2 separate regions of the Homo sapiens genome follow, and region 1 is linked to region 2. A link is a loop called in an ENCODE intact Hi-C map of the cell type or tissue named here. Cell type or tissue: Caco-2. All regions are shown on one strand. Each heading gives the region's core, and the rest is flanking DNA. Links, peaks and the distances in the headings are about the cores only.

What was found. Hi-C counts contacts between places; a loop is a spot of excess contacts. Peaks named below come from ENCODE experiments on the same cell type or tissue, not always from the same donor. Only the 100,000 strongest peaks of a DNase experiment are listed, where the experiment ranks them.
Region 1: a loop joins it to region 2, with 8 times the contacts of the local background. A loop is called at or near these places in 1 of 110 quality-filtered maps.

Annotation. Positions count from the first base shown.
Region 1 is chr4:114,475,473-114,484,205 of GRCh38, reverse strand. It overlaps LOC105377379 (a long non-coding RNA gene), which reads right to left. Exons shown (of 5, transcript XR_001741520.3): 3 at 628-739. Among named protein-coding and RNA genes, the nearest start is that of UGT8, 120 kb to the left of the region's middle. In Caco-2, for the core only: no CTCF peak of the experiment used is centred there; no DNase peak of the experiment used is centred there.
Region 2 is chr4:114,559,426-114,568,158 of GRCh38, reverse strand. No RefSeq gene overlaps it. Among named protein-coding and RNA genes, the nearest start is that of UGT8, 35 kb to the left of the region's middle. RefSeq lists an enhancer at 5,345-6,188. In Caco-2, for the core only: no CTCF peak of the experiment used is centred there; a DNase peak (open chromatin) is centred at 4,528.

The DNA.
Region 1 (8,733 bases), core at 3,767-6,266, 85 kb after region 2:
AATACAATTTTTAAAGGTTGTCTGTAATCACAATGGAAGATATAGATTTACATTATTATCCAGATGAGTTTCATTCTCCACCTTATCTCTAGATCAAACCACGTAATTTCCTGGTTTAGAGACTATTACTAGTAGGTAGTATGTAGCCATGTATCCTGTCCAAAACAGAACCATCTTTCCATTAAAATTCTTAGCAGAGGCTTTGAAGTTAAAATTTACTTTACTGTAGGCCATATCAAATTCACTAATATTTGAAAAATGAAGGTAAACCATACATGCCTTTATTATATCTAAATTAAAGCCAATCAGTAGGGTGGCACTTGTTCTAGATAACACAGTTAGTTGCAAATTATTTTATCTTTTCTCCTTTTCTTTGTTTTTCATACAAATGACTCCAGTAGAGCTTAAAATAGTTTTTTTTTCTGTTTCTTTGTTTTGTTTAACTTTTAAGTTCAAGGGTACATGTGCAGGTTTGTTATATAGGTAAATTTGTGTCATGGGGGTTTGTTGTACAGATTATTTTGTCACCCAGGTATATTAATCCTAGTACCCATTTGTTATTTTCCTGACCCTCTCCCTCCTCTCACCATCCACCCTCTGATAGGCTCTAGTGTGTGTTGTTCCTACCTTTGTGTCCATGTGTTCTCATCATTAGATCCAATTCATTTGTGAGAACACGCAGCATTTGGTTTTCTGTTCCTGCATTGGTTTGCTAAGGATAAAGTCCTCCAGCTTAATTCTGAGAATTCATGGAATAAAAAAAATTATGCTAAATTTAATCATTCTGATACTGATTGTTATATATTATTTATTTTAGTAAAATGAGAATGTTAAAACTTCATAGTGATTTTTGCAAGTGAAGAAAAGGAGAATATTTCACCCCAAAATACACCTCTTTGACATACATAGTTTTAAGCTTACTGCAATTGGGAAGCAGCAGTTACAGAAAAGACTGACTTTCCCTTTCTTACCTATGGCAGGCTATAAACATTCCTATAAAAAAGATGCAGGGGGGCTCTGCCTTCTCTTTCCACATGTAGATGGAGATATAAGTTCTCGCTTGCTTATCAGCCCAGAGGTGGCACCAGCAGAGTCAAAGGAATTTGGGAACAGACTTTGACTATTTTTATGCAGCTTTTCCCACATTTGGGACCCTAAAGCTACTTGTTATTTCTGTCTTAACACTTCTAAATTGATTGTTCTTTGTTAGATATGCTATATAAGCAGGAACCCTAAGCCATCATATTATGAGAAACTTTTGAACTGAGGTTTCTCCCGTGTGGTGTACACTGCACAGATAGATAAAAATGTCTGTTTTTCTCTTGTTAATCTGTCTTTTGTTACAGAAGTGTTCCCACTATGCACTTAAGGGGTTGAGAAAGAAGTTATATATTTTCTCCCATTTACAGGGAAAAGTTGTGTATTCATCCAATCAAGAAATATTTATGTATTTACTAATTTCTTACCAGACACCACACACTAGGTTGGATACAAGAGCTTTCAAAATGGGGTAAAGAAAACAAAAATCATAAATTACTTCTAAAAATAACTTTTAAGCCAATAAATGAGAGAAATACATAAACTCTTATAGTACAATGGAATAATCTAATCATGTTTATGTAAAGATGTTTTGGAAAGGTCTAAATCCATTTATGTTAAATTTGGATACGAATAGGGGCAAGTTATAGAAATATAATGTTTTTTTTCTGTCTAATATGTGCCAAGCATTTTATATTATTTTATTTAAACATCACTACAGGCTGTAGAAATTCAATGTTTATCCCAATTTTGTAGGTGAGGAAATTAATGCTTATAAATATTAGAAATACCAAAGGCACAACAACTAGTAAGCAGTCAAGCCTGGCTTGGAATCCAGTTCTTTTTGGTTCCAAATTATTTACTATTTTCAGTACGCTGAGCATCTCCAGGAAACACAGATCTGAATTCTGGATTTCAGGCAGGAGATATTGAGAGGTGACAACATGCTAGCAGCCCTCGCTCATTCTCAGCATCTCCTTGGCTTCGGCATCCGCTCTGGCTGCACTCAAGGAGCCCTTCAGCCCGCCGCTACACTGTGGGGGACCCTCTCTGGGACTGGCCGAGACCAGAGCTGGCTCCATCTGCTTGCCAGGAGGTGTGGAGGGAGAGGCGCGGGCAGGAGCCGGGGAGCTGGGTTCCGGATGGGTGCAGGCTCAGCGGGCCCTGCACTGGGCGCAGCCGGCCGGCGCCTACTGGGCTTGACTGGGGGATGAGCTCCCTTTGGGCTGCCGGAGTGCCTGGGCTAGATGCCGCAAAGTCCCACAGCGAGTGCCATTGAGAGGTGAAGCCAGCTGGGCTTCTGGGTTGGGGAGGGACCTGGAGAACTTTTCTGTCTAGCTAAGGGTTTGTAAACACACCAATCAGCACTCTGTGTCTAGCTAAAGGTTTGTAAATGCACCAGTCAGTGCTCTGTCAAAACGGACCAATCAACTCTGTAAAATGGACCAATCAGCTCTCTGTAAAATGGACCAATCAGCAGGATGTAGGTGGGGCCAGATAAGGGAATAAAAGCAGGCCACCCAAGCCAGCAGCAGCAACTCGCTCGGGTCCCTTTCCACGCTGTGGAAGCTTTGTTCTTCTGCTCTTTGCAATAAATCTTGCTGCTGCTCACTGTTTGTGTCCACGCCACCTTTATGAGCTGTAACACTCACCACGAAGGTCTACAGCTTCACTCGTGAAGCCAGCGAGACCGTGAACCCACCAGAAGGAAGAAACTCCGGACACATCTGAACATGTGAAGGAACAAACTCCAGACACACCGTCTTTAAGAACTGTAACACTCACTGCAAGGGGCTGCGGCTTCATTCTTGAAGTCAGCGAGACCAAGAACCCAACAATTCCGGACACAATATCAGTAAATTATTCCACTACCAGAACCAGGAGAGTGATAAAATGAAAGCAAAATTTTAGAAAAGTAATCTGAGAGGAATTTTGGGAATCAAGTAATAATGTATAGAAGCAGATAATTCAAATAGCTTGCTGAGATATCAACATAAAAAGGGCTTAGGCTAGAATAGTAACAGCTAATAAAAATTAACATGACCAACTACTGTATACCACATTTTGTGCTTGGCATTTCACAACGACTTTCAGGATAAAGTTATGAGGTAGGTGATATTATCCCCATATTACTGTCTGGAGGTAAAGCAACATGACAAGGTCACATAGCCAATAAATAGAAGAATTATGATACAAACCCAGATCTTTTTGGTTCTGAAAACTGAAATCTTAACCACTATGTTATAGTAAGATTAGAACAGAAATGTCAAATATAATATTTTGGAGAATCTTTTGATAACAAAATAAGGAAAGAGAATGTGCTTGAAAGTATTAAGCAGAAGTTATCAGTGCCAACGACAGATCAGATGACAAAGCTAGACCCTGATGCAGAATGCCCACCTCCTACAAATAATTGTTTCTGTCTTGTTTCCCATCACCATTTATATCATCACTGCCACTATGATCATCCAGTAGCACCTACACTCTCATCTTCATACTTCTTTCGATATTCTTCTATTTACTCCCTTCCATCAATGCTTCCCTACCTTATAAACCCTTCCACTCTGTTGGGGGACTAATGGACACACACATATCGATGGTTCCTCGGAACAATGTAATGAGTTCTGTGTTTCTCTTTTTGTGTGGTATTGCTGTTCTAAAAACTACAGATATCAGTGTTTTTACAAACTCAATGTAGATTGATGCCTAGAAAACGATATCCTCTTCTGTTCCCACCATTCTTCTCCAAACCCTATCACGTCCTTGAAATACTGTTCTACGATCAGTATGTTCCCGTATATTCTGTCTTCTCTGTAAATTCCCTCCAGTTCCTTTGTCCCAACTGACACTTCAGAATCTTCTGAGGATCTGAGGAGATTGCCTTCTTTGTAGCCTTCTCAAGCAGAGGTTTTCTTTTGTTCTTCCGCACTAGCCAGTTCTACCCAATCTGACTTTATAATTGCTGATCCACCAATTTTGTTTTCTACATCTACCTGTCTATCAGCATTTTTATTGAATTCAAAATCCAAGAGGAAGACCTATTCAACAGGCTGATAATGCATGGTTTGCCCTCTTCATTTTAAATAACATTTACTGCCATCTCCATCTCAACAAATCATCCCCGTGGTCAAATCCTGTGGTAGCACTCCTCACACAGGGGCACCAGCTGCCGGGGTCTGCCTGCAGACCCTGACCCAGCGACGGATGAATAAAGTACACTGACACACAGATAATCTGTTTTGCCAGTTCAGCTGAGTGTCCAAGCCATTTACAAATTCCCTGCTGAGTATTGTGAACAGTTGCAACTATGGCCCAATCAGCTGATGAGACTCACATTTATTCAGTAAGATTAATTCACAAAGGCTTGAGTCAACACCATTAGAGGGTAATTGACATTGTGGACTTCCCGAGTAAAAAGCACTTAAGCACCTGTGGTACATCAAAGGTTAGTCTTAAGACCACATGAGTAAACAAGCTAGCTAGTTAACTACCCCACATTCCTTTGTTACTACTCTACTTTATTTAACTAAAGGTTAAGATCAGGTTGTCTTCAACCATATCTGTTACCAAAGTTATGCAAACTTCTTGGCCTTCCAAGATTTGTGTCTATCTCTGTAACTATCTCTAATATTTTCCCTACCAGCCTGACTGAACCCAACAACATTCTAGATGCTTCTCTTCTAGAAACTATGTCAACTACAGCATCTGTATTTCAACCATATTGCTTTACAACGATTGTCTTTTACTTTTCTATCTCACTTGCAAAAGTACCATTGCTGAAATAATTCCTCAACTTCATTGAGGACCAATTCCTTGACCTCGCGATTTTCTCATTACCATACTGTCTCCTTGTATATTAGTTTTCCTTTTAAACCACATTAGATTATATGGTTCCACACTACCATCACTCATTAAAAAAACTTGTTTGCAAATATCCTCAATTTCTCTACATCTGCCACTTTCTATGGTAATTCTCTGACAAACCAAATTTTTAATGAGTAATTCACCTTCTAACATGAAGACAGAAGAAACTTCTGTGGCTGGAAAGAAATATCATATGAGTAAGCTGACTGGTTTTTACTTAAAGGGAACATCATGAGCTTTAAGTGGGCATTCTACATGGGCAGTCATATTCTAATGAGGAAACAGAAACAGTCAGAGAAGAACTTTCTTGTTTTCTTCTAACCAAATCTATAAAATGGCCTTAATCTGCATCTATCTGAAACTTTTTGCAGTGTATTTTCCATCACTAATCACAGCATACAGGTTTCAAAGAATTTCTACAGGACTGAAAAAAACCAAATCATGCCAAATAGTGGGAGGAAGAGCTACCTTATTCCAAAAAATACTAGTATCAGAACTCAGGTTTCATTAAATACATTGATACCTAGAATAAAAGACTCTCTTGCAGCTTTCTGTGGCCAGATGACTTTTGTTCAATGAAATATTAAGCACTGTGTTGTATCTCCAGAAAGTCCCCATTTTGCTTTTCTCTTCTTTATTCTTATTTTTGTGCTGTCATGAAAGTGATTTCAGGAGCTTCAGAATCCATCTAATACCATGAAGTAACCTTGAAGAAACCATGTGCAAGGGCTACAGAGGAGAAAGAAGAAAGCCTGGCCTCTAATCACACTGTGGATATGCTTCCACTGGCCAAATCTGGATTTCTTTTGTATAAAATAAGATAAACGTATATGTTGTTTAAACCACTTTTGTTTGTTTTTAATTTTTCTGTCATATGCATACATCAAAATTCATAAATGATGTGGTTTACCTGCAAATATCAAGAATATGCAATACAGGCTGGGGTACAGTGGCTCATGCCTGTAATCCCAGCACTTTGGGAGACTGAGGTGGGCAGATCATTTGAGGTCAGGAGTTCGAGACCAGCTTGAGCAACATGGCAAAATTCTGTTTACAAAAATACAAAAAAATTAGCCTGGCTTGGTGGTGCACGTCTGTGGTCCCAGCTACTAGGGAGGCTGAGGTAGGAGGATCTCCTGAGCCTGGGAGGCAGAGATTGCAGTAAGCTGAGATCCCGCCACTGCACTCCAGCCTGGGCAACACAGTGAGACCCCATGTCAATATATAGATATGAATTCATATATAATAATAATATATAATATATAATAATAATTCATATATAGAATTCATATATATATGAATTTTTTAAAAAAAGAAAGAATATACAAGAGAAGTTTAAAACTTACCTGGTAATAAGGGATAAATGTGTAATATAATAATTGCTTTCTATACAATTAAGCCTGAGTTTTGATAATTTTTTGGTTATTCTCCCATCAAAAAAGAAGAAAATAAAAAGCTTAGCAGTTCATTTTCATGATCTCAATCCTAAAGCAAAGAACTATTTTCCAACATTGTGCTTGTAAGTGTCTAAAATCACAAAGTGAATGAAAATTGTGTCAGCAAATTTTGAGAGTAGTTGAAATAATAAAAAATTTTCTAATTAAGTGCATTAATAGGCTAAACTTACTTAAACAAGGAAATATTTTCTTTTGTATGTCTTACAAAATCATCAACCATATGATTCTAATTAAACACAAAAATGGAGATGGGATTTTATTTTGTAAATTAATATTTTATATTTCAATAGCTTTTGGAGTACAAATACTTTTTTGGTTTCATAGATGAATTGTATAGTGGTAAAGTCTGAGATGTTAGTGTACCCAAGGGATTTTATTTTTTAAATTAGGTTTTTGTTAGACAATTGCTTTAACAATCTAATGTATTTATTTTTATTTTTTAAAGAATTGGCAAATAATAGCTGTGAAAAATTACTGTTTGTTTCCTCCTTAAACATGAATTTGCATTCTACCCTTACAATGGCAGGACATTACTAGAACAAAACAACATTATCATTTCCTAATTTCTATGTATAAAACACCTACTATATGCCAAGAGTATCTAACATACTATTTCATGTTAACCTGTCTACAACATAGAAGAAACTTAATAAACTATAGTTGACTTAACTGATCTTCACAAGAAGCCTTACACACTTGGGTTACATTTATTCACTCACTAAGGGGAAGATCTGAGCCTTAACATGGGGAAGATCTAAGTAAGATTATATGATTGAATAAAGTTACGTGTTTGGAAAAGAAATCTCAGGTCTTGGATCAGACCTCAAGCCTGCTTGAGAGTGGCCTATGTCCATGTCATTCCTACTATTTCCGAAATCCTCATCACTTTGAATCAGAATTTAAAACAAGTATGGGTGTTTCCACTTAATTTTAAGTGAGTAGATATGATAGAATACTAAATAGAAGTTATCTGATGTGCCCATATTTCATTTGCTCTCTTAGCACTTGCGACAACGAAGTGAGAGAATTAACACATAAAATAGTCAGATTATACCAGAATTACTTAAAAAAAAAAATCACATCCAGCTGGGTGTGGTGGCTCACGCCTCTAATCCTAGCACCTTGGGAGGTTGAGGCAGGCGGATCACCTGTGATCAGGAGTTTGAGACCAGCCTGGCCAACATGGTGAAACTTTGGTTTTCTGTTCCTGCATTAGGAGCTCGTCTCTTCTAAAAATACAAAACTTAGCCGGGGTTGGTAGCAGGCACCAGTAATCTCAGCTGCTTGGGAGGCTGAGACAGGAGAATCGCTTCAACTCGGGAGGCAGAGGTTGCAGTGTGCCAAGATGGCGCCGCTGCGCTCCAGCCTGGGTGACAGAGAGACTCGAGTCAAAAAAAAAAAAAAAAAAAATAACAACAGTGATTGAATTTTAGAATTATCATTTTCAAATTATGCTTTTAGTTGGCTGTCCAAGAAAAACCTGGTGAAAAATATTTCTTTTTTCTTGTATTTCCTTAGTAGTTTATTTCTACATAGTAGCATAAGAAAAGAAATCTTTCTCTTTAGGGTTTTTCCTCCAAAATTGTATGAAGACTATCTGACCTTACAGTTCACGAGGTTAATGATTCGATCATAATTTGTTAAAGTTAATTAATTACACGGTAATGCCTCCTGAAAGGCATTACTTGGCTTTCTCACAGTAATTTAGTCAAAAAATAGAAATATTTTGTTCAATTGTCTAGCTAAACAATACAGAAAGATATGTTAAAATAAGCATATCTGACTAACCTACTTTCATTGCTTTTATTTTTTATTTTTTAATTTTTAAAATTGGATTTGTTTCAGCTTTTTTTTACAGACAAATAGCTGAGTGCCACTGTGATTCTTCTACAAAGTTTATAGACTGAATACGACTTTTAGAAAAATGCTATTATTCTAACATCACCTTTCTATTATAAATAATGTGTGCTATTTTTCAAGGTAAAGCTAACAAATATTGTTAACCTGTAACTGTCTAGATATTTAAGTTGGTCTAGATGTGTGTGTTGTGTGTATGTGTGTGTATTAATTTACCTCTAAATAAAGCTTTCATCACATTATTAACTATGCAGTATTTTCATTTTGATTTTTTTTATAGTTTATGATTTTTAAATATCTTTGATCCAAGATTTTAGTGAGCATGTTTTTAAGATATCAAGTAGTTAGATTTTTTGTTTTTGTTTGTTGTTATTCTGAGGCTGGAATATTAAATTATAATTTTATTACATCTGTGCATTTACATCTATTGATATGATAATATTAAAGTGTAAATGTAGTGAATAAATTTTTTGGATTTTATAATATTAAACCATATTTGCCTTTTTCTGGCATAAAA
Region 2 (8,733 bases), core at 3,130-5,629:
TTATGGCTTGTTAACATATTCTAGAAACAATTCCAAGTGGAATATTCTAAACCTACTTTGAGAACAGACAGGAAGGACATCCCGAAATCTACCTGAAGGGCAATATTATTTTATGCAGTTATATTAGAAATTATGTTTAAAATCAGTTTGTATGTGTATAGTTACCTTCAAAAGAAACTAATTTTAATACTAGCCTCAAACATATCAGCTTAGCATAAAATATATATATTTAAAACTGTATCTTTGAAGTAAGATAGTTATTACAGACATTTCTCCTAAGTGCTCAGAACATAATAGGCACTTGATAAATGCTATTGGATAACTGAGTTGCAGTCAATCTTAAGTAAGTAATAGATTGAAGAACACTTGCTTGAAAATAGAAATTTATTATGATTTTATGATTATTACCTGGTAGCAAATGTAATCTTCCTATTGACTTAAAGTGTTGGGAAATTCAGCTTATGGGGAAGTAGCCTACTTAAATGTGTCATAATAGACCCTATATTTTTCATTAGGCCCGCTACTGTCATATTCAAAGATATACTCCTACATGAGAAACTTCATAATATAAAATAATTACCTAGGTTTTTAGAAGCAATATAGATTACATAGATCCACAATTGCATATCTGAGCATGGACTTGGCCCACACATTAGTAGCAACAACAAAAACGTTATAGATTATATAGCCATCGTAGTTGGCACAGCCCTTCACAAGTTAAGTAGTTTGCTCTGCCGTGTAAATGTCTTAATTACCGAAGTAAGTAATTAGAAAACCATAAAGTTATTTAGAACTTTAGATGTTCACTTAGGAGTCATATAAGTAGTATTTATGAAAATTACCCCGGAGGAGCAGTAGTGTAGTTTTCGTAACAAAATAGTTGAATTTGATTTTAACTACACTTAAAAGAAGGGAAATCAGTCCACAAAGAAAGTTAGTATCAGTGAGTATGCCTCCCAGATGTGGAGTTACTCTTCTTTTTAACTTAAATATATGACAATAACAGGCAAATATAAAATAGTGAAGGATGATCAGATATTTTGAAAGTATAACTGACATAGGATCTTAGTGTATTATGTTTATATTAATTTGATGAATATTTATTGTACCCCAGTGTAAGATGTTTCCATAACAGATTGTTTGCCTTTGGCCTGTTGCATTTTCCTACTTTGTTTTTCCAAAAAAAAGTTATTTTAACTTTCCTATTTATATTGTAATTTAACACACACACGCATACACACATGCACATATATATAACACAGCACGTCACTCTGGGCATAGATGTATTTTTAATCACGAGGACCCTAAGTTTGTGCCTTGCCTACACATTACTTCTCTTAATATGGTAGAAGTCTATGTAGAGTTGGAAACTCTACTAAATTGAACATTTCTGAAAAACTTCATCTTACTCTGACATTTAGCAAGGAAGATGTTTAGCACATGCTTATTTATTGACCTGATCTGGCCTGGAAGATAAGCACCCTCTCTCTGCGTTCTCTCTACTTGTACAACTTTAGAAAAAAGCATTTATTCTTCTTGAGTCTTTTTCTCCATTTGATTAATGAACAATTTATGGATTTTCTGTATTTGCTATGAGCAGCCCTATTTTGCAATTGTATACTGTCTCTGCTAAAATTGACATCAAGAATCTCTGTGTTTTCCAATTATTCACCCCAAAGCTAGTTTCTTCTCAACACATACTACACACACATATAGACACATTTATATTTTGGCATTCTTCCTTTCATGTTAGAAAATATTATAAAAATACTCTCTTGCCCCTTTTTAAAACCTGTTTAATTATTTTTTTAAGTTTACCAGTTAAATTGTCACTGAATGAGATTTCACGTATGAAGTCCAAACACATTGCCTTGCACAAAAATTCCATAAGCTGCGATTATGATTACTATTCTTAGCACTCTCCCATTTTAGGAAAAAATTAAATAATCCAGAGGAAATGAAGAGTCACAAATTTATAACTTTACTCTCTTCCTCTATATGTATATAATAAAGTAATATTCATGTTTAGAAAGGCAAATATCTGCTCAGTTACTTCTCAACAGCCATTTCAGGTGGTGAGAACTACTCAAGGAAGAAATATGAAGATTTACTGTCAATCCTGATGACTTGAAATACCTGAGCTACATCAAGACTTTTACACCAAAGCAGAATAGAAGGAGGAAATACATAATAACTGCTTTTAAGAAATAGCCAATTGATTAAGCATTTATTTTGCAGACTCTATTTTATCGCAATAGTAGTTTTTACCTGAATTAGGTTAGTGTGTGGTTCTAAATCTGGACACTTTCTTCTGTTGCACTAGTATCTTTGCTTATCTTGTACCTGTATTACATTGTTTTAATCACTTTAGCCTCATCATTTTTCTTTTCTTAATACAGTTTGATTACACAAAGTGTAAAGAATTATCATCATTATGTTATCATTATTTCTCAGGTACATATGGATGCATTTTCTTATTTAATGATGATATCATGCAAGGTACCGGTTCCCCAGGGAAGACCAAATAGCTTTGAAAGCCTTGTCTCAGGAGTCATTTGTAGAATCATTGAAGGCAGCCTGATGATAAATCTCACATGTACAAAGAAATAGTAGTCTAGGCCAAAGTTTTCCTTATTGGCTCAGAGAATGCGAGATAATTAAAAGCAGGTCTGGAATTGAACTAAGAGGCTATGTTTCCTGGCCAATGATGTTACCCAACAAATAATCATGTATGCAAATTACATACAAAAATTTAATTTATCTTTTATAATTAAGTTGTTATTTCAATTGTAAATAGAAGTCAGGAACATCTAGAGTCCTTTCACACTGAAATGATAACTCTGCTGATATGTTCATAATAATAGTTCTTTCATCTCTGTAACACAATGGATGTAGAAAGCCAAAAAAAAAAAAAGAGGGATAAAAAATGATGCAATGGGTTTGAAGCATCACTCCTTCAGTCTTGTAGGTAGGAATGCCCAGCTATTGGTGAAAATGCTATATATAGTATATATAGCTTATATATTATATATGACATATATATATGTGTGTGAAAGGATTTTGAAAGTATATAATACACACACACATGATTAACAGCATACTATTCTTTTCCTTTCTCACTTTGTAATCTCTGTTCCAATATGTCAAGGTGTTTAGCTCAATGTGAAACAGATATTAATTAACCAGACAGACCTGAGCCACAACAATGCAAAACTATAGAACTGTACTTCTCAACATGTGTATATTGAGTCTTGACTCAGCACCCCACTGAGTTATTGAGAGGGACTGAAAAGAAGCATATGAGATTGTCCTAGTCATTTCAAGAGATGGGACTAAACATTCTCACTGTGCAATATGAAGATCTTTAATATGTTCCTTGAATATCAGCTTCTCCATTGTCACTAATGTTGCCAAACCTTCATTTGTAAATTCTTCGTTTTTAATTTTAAAAGGTAAGTAGTATGCCTCTCTTCTTGCAAACTTTGCCTGACTCACTTTAGTTCTCTTTCCTTCAGAAAATATCCTCTGAGCTCTTCTCAGGGTTGGTTGTTCATCTCTACTATATCCTTATACTTCTCCTAGTGTGGCCCTTATGCTGCTTTAATGTAATTGCTTAGTTGTTTGCATCCTTAAGCTAAACTGTAAATTATATAATGAAAAATATATGTACATAATGGGAAAATGATGAATAAATGAATGATAGTTGACTTTCAAATTCCTGTTGTTTGAAATGTGCATATTAATTTCCAGGCATGTTACTGAAAATCCAATACTTTCTAGTTCAGAAATTGAGAACTGAGCTACAATATAATCAAAAGATTTTACTTAAATAATCAAGTCACTGTCTTGCTATATGAAGCAAATAAAATGTGTAGCTGTTAACATTTGTTACATACTGCTATGCCTGGCAGCACGCTAAGCAGTTTACTTCGTTATCAAATTTACTTCTCACAGCAACTTCATGATGTTGACATTGTTCCCATATTATACCTGGGGCCAATTGATTTTATCAAGCATAAGTAGCCAAAGGTCATATAGCTATTAAATGTTGGGGTCAGGTGCTAAATTTAAGCAATCTACCAGTCCCAGCTCTTATCTTCCATGCAATATACTTCTTGTCACTATGCTACCTGCACTAATTATTAACCTATATCCCAGCTTCAAAATACCTTTCTCTCCTCAGCTGGCTTTGAAATTCTAAGGCTGGAAAGCCACATTTCTGCTTTTCTAGCTGGATCTATGCTAGGCTCTGCCAAGAGGGGATGCAAGAGGGTGACTGCAAGGCAGGAGGTGGAAGACAGGAGACTTTCCAGGCTGCTTCCCGTGGGTTTCCTGTATTCTTCTTATCTGGTCGTGCTCCCACTGGGCATATATTAGCTGGGCATAGTTCCCCACTGAAGCAGCAGAAGTCCTTTTTGTAATTGCATAAGAATGTAGTTTGTGGTTTTCCAACACTTGCAGAATCAGCTTTATCAAGCTCCTCTCCTCAGAGAGCCAGGTCCCACTCCCGCAGGAACCCTCCCCTAAGGTCCTCAATGTCAATGAATCACTGTTTGTTCTGACCTAATTAACAACTTCATGCATAGGAGCAGTCTCTTCTGAGTGGACATTGACCCACACCAGGTCATACATACAGCTATTAAGTGATATATTCAGAAACTAAAGTTGGGCCAGTCTCCCAACCACAGCTGTTATCTATTGTGAAAGATTCTTATCACTGTGCTAACATATGTGATATTCCACTTGTTTGTCATCATTTTCTAAATAAATAATAGTAGGAGGTAGAACAGCAAAGAAATAAATTAACAAAAACAAGTTTAAAGCTTAGAAACTCTCATATTTAAATCTATTGTTCATACAATCACATGGATTTCTTTAAACAGTATTTCCAATTCTAATATAGCCATATAGATAGATATAGAACTGGATATATGCCTATAACATAGCTAATACATAGCCATATATAAATAGATTAGCTAGATATATAGTGACTATATTATTAAAACATATAAAATGTAGCCAATATATCTCTCTATATACTCATATAGAGGGAGAGAAACAGATATCCACCTAGCTAGCAACTAATTTGGGCTTTCAGGTGTCTAAAGTGGTAGTCAGAAACATAACTTTTCACATCTACAATGGATAATTAGAATGTCTATACTTTTTTCTATCCAGAATAAATGCCATAAAGAAATTTGTGAGTTTTCTGTTTTCAGGTTTAAAACTACTAGATTGTTGTTTTTGCTGCTACTGCTCCTATTATTTTCCACACCACTGCAATTGTAAATATAAGTGAATTTTTTTTTTAAGTTCTTATTTGGAGAATTTTAACAAGTGATAGATATGACTTTCATTTGATCAGCAAACATTTTAATCACTTATATGCTAGGTACTGTGCCAAGTGCTAGTTTTATAATGCAAATAAGACAGAATATGCAGTTCCTGCCCTGCTGTTATGGTCTAACTGGGTTAAATATTTAAAACGTGAGTACTTTATAGAGTATTTAATGTTTATGTATTAGCTTTTGGGGTTATTTTTTGGAGGAAGAGTGAGAATAAGAAAGGACCTCTTAATATGCAAGATAGTGTGAAAGGAAAATAAACCTTGGAACCCCAAAATCACTGAGCTAAAGGGAAAAGTCAAGCTGGCAACTGCTTAGGGCAAACCTGCCTCACATTCTATTCAAAGTTAGCCCTCTGCTCACTGAGATAAATGCATATCTGATTGCCTCCTTTGAAAAGGCTAATTAGAAACTCAAAAGAATGCAGCCCTTTGTCTCTTATCTACCTATGACCTGGAAGTCCCCTCCCTACTTTGAGTTGTCCTGCCTTTGATTCCAGTTGCCTTGCCTTTTCGACTACTGATTGATGTCTCATGTTTCCTTAAAATGTATAAAACCAAGCTGTGCCCCAGCCACCTTGGGCACATGTTGTCAGGACCTCCTGAGGCTGTGGCACAGGCATGCATCCTTAACCATGGCAAAATAAACTTTCTGAATTGACTGGGACCTGTCTCAGATATTCAGGGTTCATTTGGTAACTATGAAGAGATTCTGAGTGGAGATGCCCCTGACCTTTGAAAAATCTATGGGTGCCTGGTACCATCTTGAGCTAACCTTATGGCTCAAACCAACAGGACAATTTGCCGAGGCCTGGAAGCACCCCCTCCAGAGAATCCCTATTCTCCCAAAATTTGGTTGAGATCTAATGTTTATTTTGCTGTACAACTCTTTTTTGTTTGTTTGTTTTTTGAGTTTTACTTGTTTCCAACAAGGAAGGCAAGTTTTCCTCCCTCCATTGATACAGAAGGCAGGGCTCCTTGCCAAACTCCACCCTCAAACCTGGAACCTCAGCCCTAAGTGAAAACAGCTGACCCTGATACAGAAGGGCTGGGCTCCTGGCTACACTCCACGCTCAAGCCTGGGACCTAGGCCTTAAGTGAAAGCAACTGACCCCATTTTTCCAAATGATTGCCTTTTTGACCCACCCTGCCCCCTATCCTGTGCCCATAAAAACCAGCCCAGCTGGCAGAAGAAAGCTACAGCAACACAAGCAGCTGAGCCTCAGGGATACAAACTGCTGAATGTCGGGGATAAAAGTGACTGAGCAGTGAGCAGAGAGGTAACTGAACATTGGAGACTATGGATAAGGATGGCTAACTTCAGATGGTGCAGTTTTGGAGGGGAGCCTGGCCAGAGATGGCTGGGCTTCAGGGAAAAATTACCTTCTTCCTGCACCATCTCCTAAGGCTAATGAGAAGCTCAAAAGAATGCAGCTATTTGTCTCTCAAGTACCTGTGACTTGGAAGCCCCCTTCCCAGTTCCAGCTGTCCCATTTTACATATGTTGACTGATGCCACGTCTCCCTAAAATGTATAAAACCAAGCCTCTTGAGGCTGTGTCACGGGCATGCGTCTTCAACCTTGGAAAAATAAACTTTCTAAATTAACTGAGACCTGTCTCACATTTTCAGGGTTTACAAATTTACTGTTAGCTAAATCTTCTGAGTTATTGGCAAAAATACCTATGTATTTAACTTTGAGGGTCTTACTTAGGTTTAGGTAAGCACCTGATGTTCACAGACTACTAAAAATGTGTTTAACAAGGAGGTAACTAACTTTAAATGATAGTGTCTAATATCTCAGTTTACGGAAGTAATCTAGATAAACTGATAAAAGTAAAAGAATTGAGTACAGTGAATGGGATAACACTTTAGGTAAACTTTTTATTTAAATTAAAATCTTAAAACATTTTGATGCTCATTTAATATCTGCATCATTTCCAGTTAAAGGGTTATGATATGGGGAACCATGTTTCTAAAATTGTGGATTTATTCTTATCTATTAATGCCCATATCTGATGGTTCAGGATTTCTTGCTTTTTAGGGTTGCACTAAAATTTTAGTTTACTAAGGAAATGAATTCTACTTAATACATAATTCTGTATATCAAATGTGTCAGAAAAGGTTATGTTATTAGTGAGGAAAAGAATAATTTTGTCTAATTCAAAAGTTACCTAATAGTTCAAATTACCGATTTGAAAAGGTTGTTTATGAAACCATGTAGTAACAAACCAGAAGGTGGGGAGAAAGATGTGGGAAATGTTTAGATTATAAAATACTCTTTAAAACCCAGTAGAGAATTGGAGACATTTGGCTAATTAACATTTTCATAGTTAAAGCTCTGAGTCTTGATTAAAGTAAAATAAGAAGTATTGTTAAAAAAAAAAAGCATCAGCAGTTTGGCAATTCTTTTTGTAGCAATTCAAATTTCATATACATGCTTGCGTTGCTTTGCACTATGTTTACTGTTTTGCGTGGATAGTGCCGGCACTGGAGTACTTATTGGTCATGTACCTAAAATGAATTTCTTAATTGCACAGGATTGTATGATATTGGTAAACTTGAGGATATTGAATTGTGTATTAGGAATAAAATATTCATTATGTGGGTTTTTAAGGGCCCTGGATAACACTATAGCCTCCAGGGTAGATTGAGTAGGAAAAATTTAGGGTCGGTTTCCTATTTGTTTTGGCTACCAGTTTTCATTCATTTGCTGTTTATTCTTTGGCTTTGCCTATGTATGCAGATATAAAACCATATATATATGGTTTTAGGCTTCCTGACACTTTCTGTATAAAACCATATATATATGGTTTTATATCTGTGTATGTGTGTGTATGTGTGTATATATATATATATATATATATTTAGTTTCCAGTGGAAGGCCTTTATTTGGTTCTTTAATAGATATTTTGTTTCCTATGCATTTCTAGCAAGTCATCATTTGTTCCACTTATCTGGAATTCCTAGGCTACCTTCATCAGGCCCCCTAGGTATTGATGGAACACACCAGCTTTTTAACCTTAAACTAACTTTTTGGATTTTAGGCTTCCTGATACTTTAAGGGTGTTGAGTATACTCTTGTAAACATAATTTGAGTCATATTTCTCTCTAATTTCTCCAAAATTTGTAAACTATTTGTGAATATTCTTAATTCATGGCAATGTATTTGTTTGCATATAGTTTAGCAGGGTTGCTAAGGCTGCTCAGGGAGAGAGAACTCAGAAACCTGGCATGCTGGCAAAAGGGTAAAAATTTCTTACCAGTCAGACTCTGGCCTCTCTCTCTCTGTGCAAACTGGATAAATAAATAATGAAAGTTACTGTTAGTGTTTATCTCCTCTGTATAATTTTGATTAATTTAAAAAAAATTCTGAGGCTAATGTTAAAC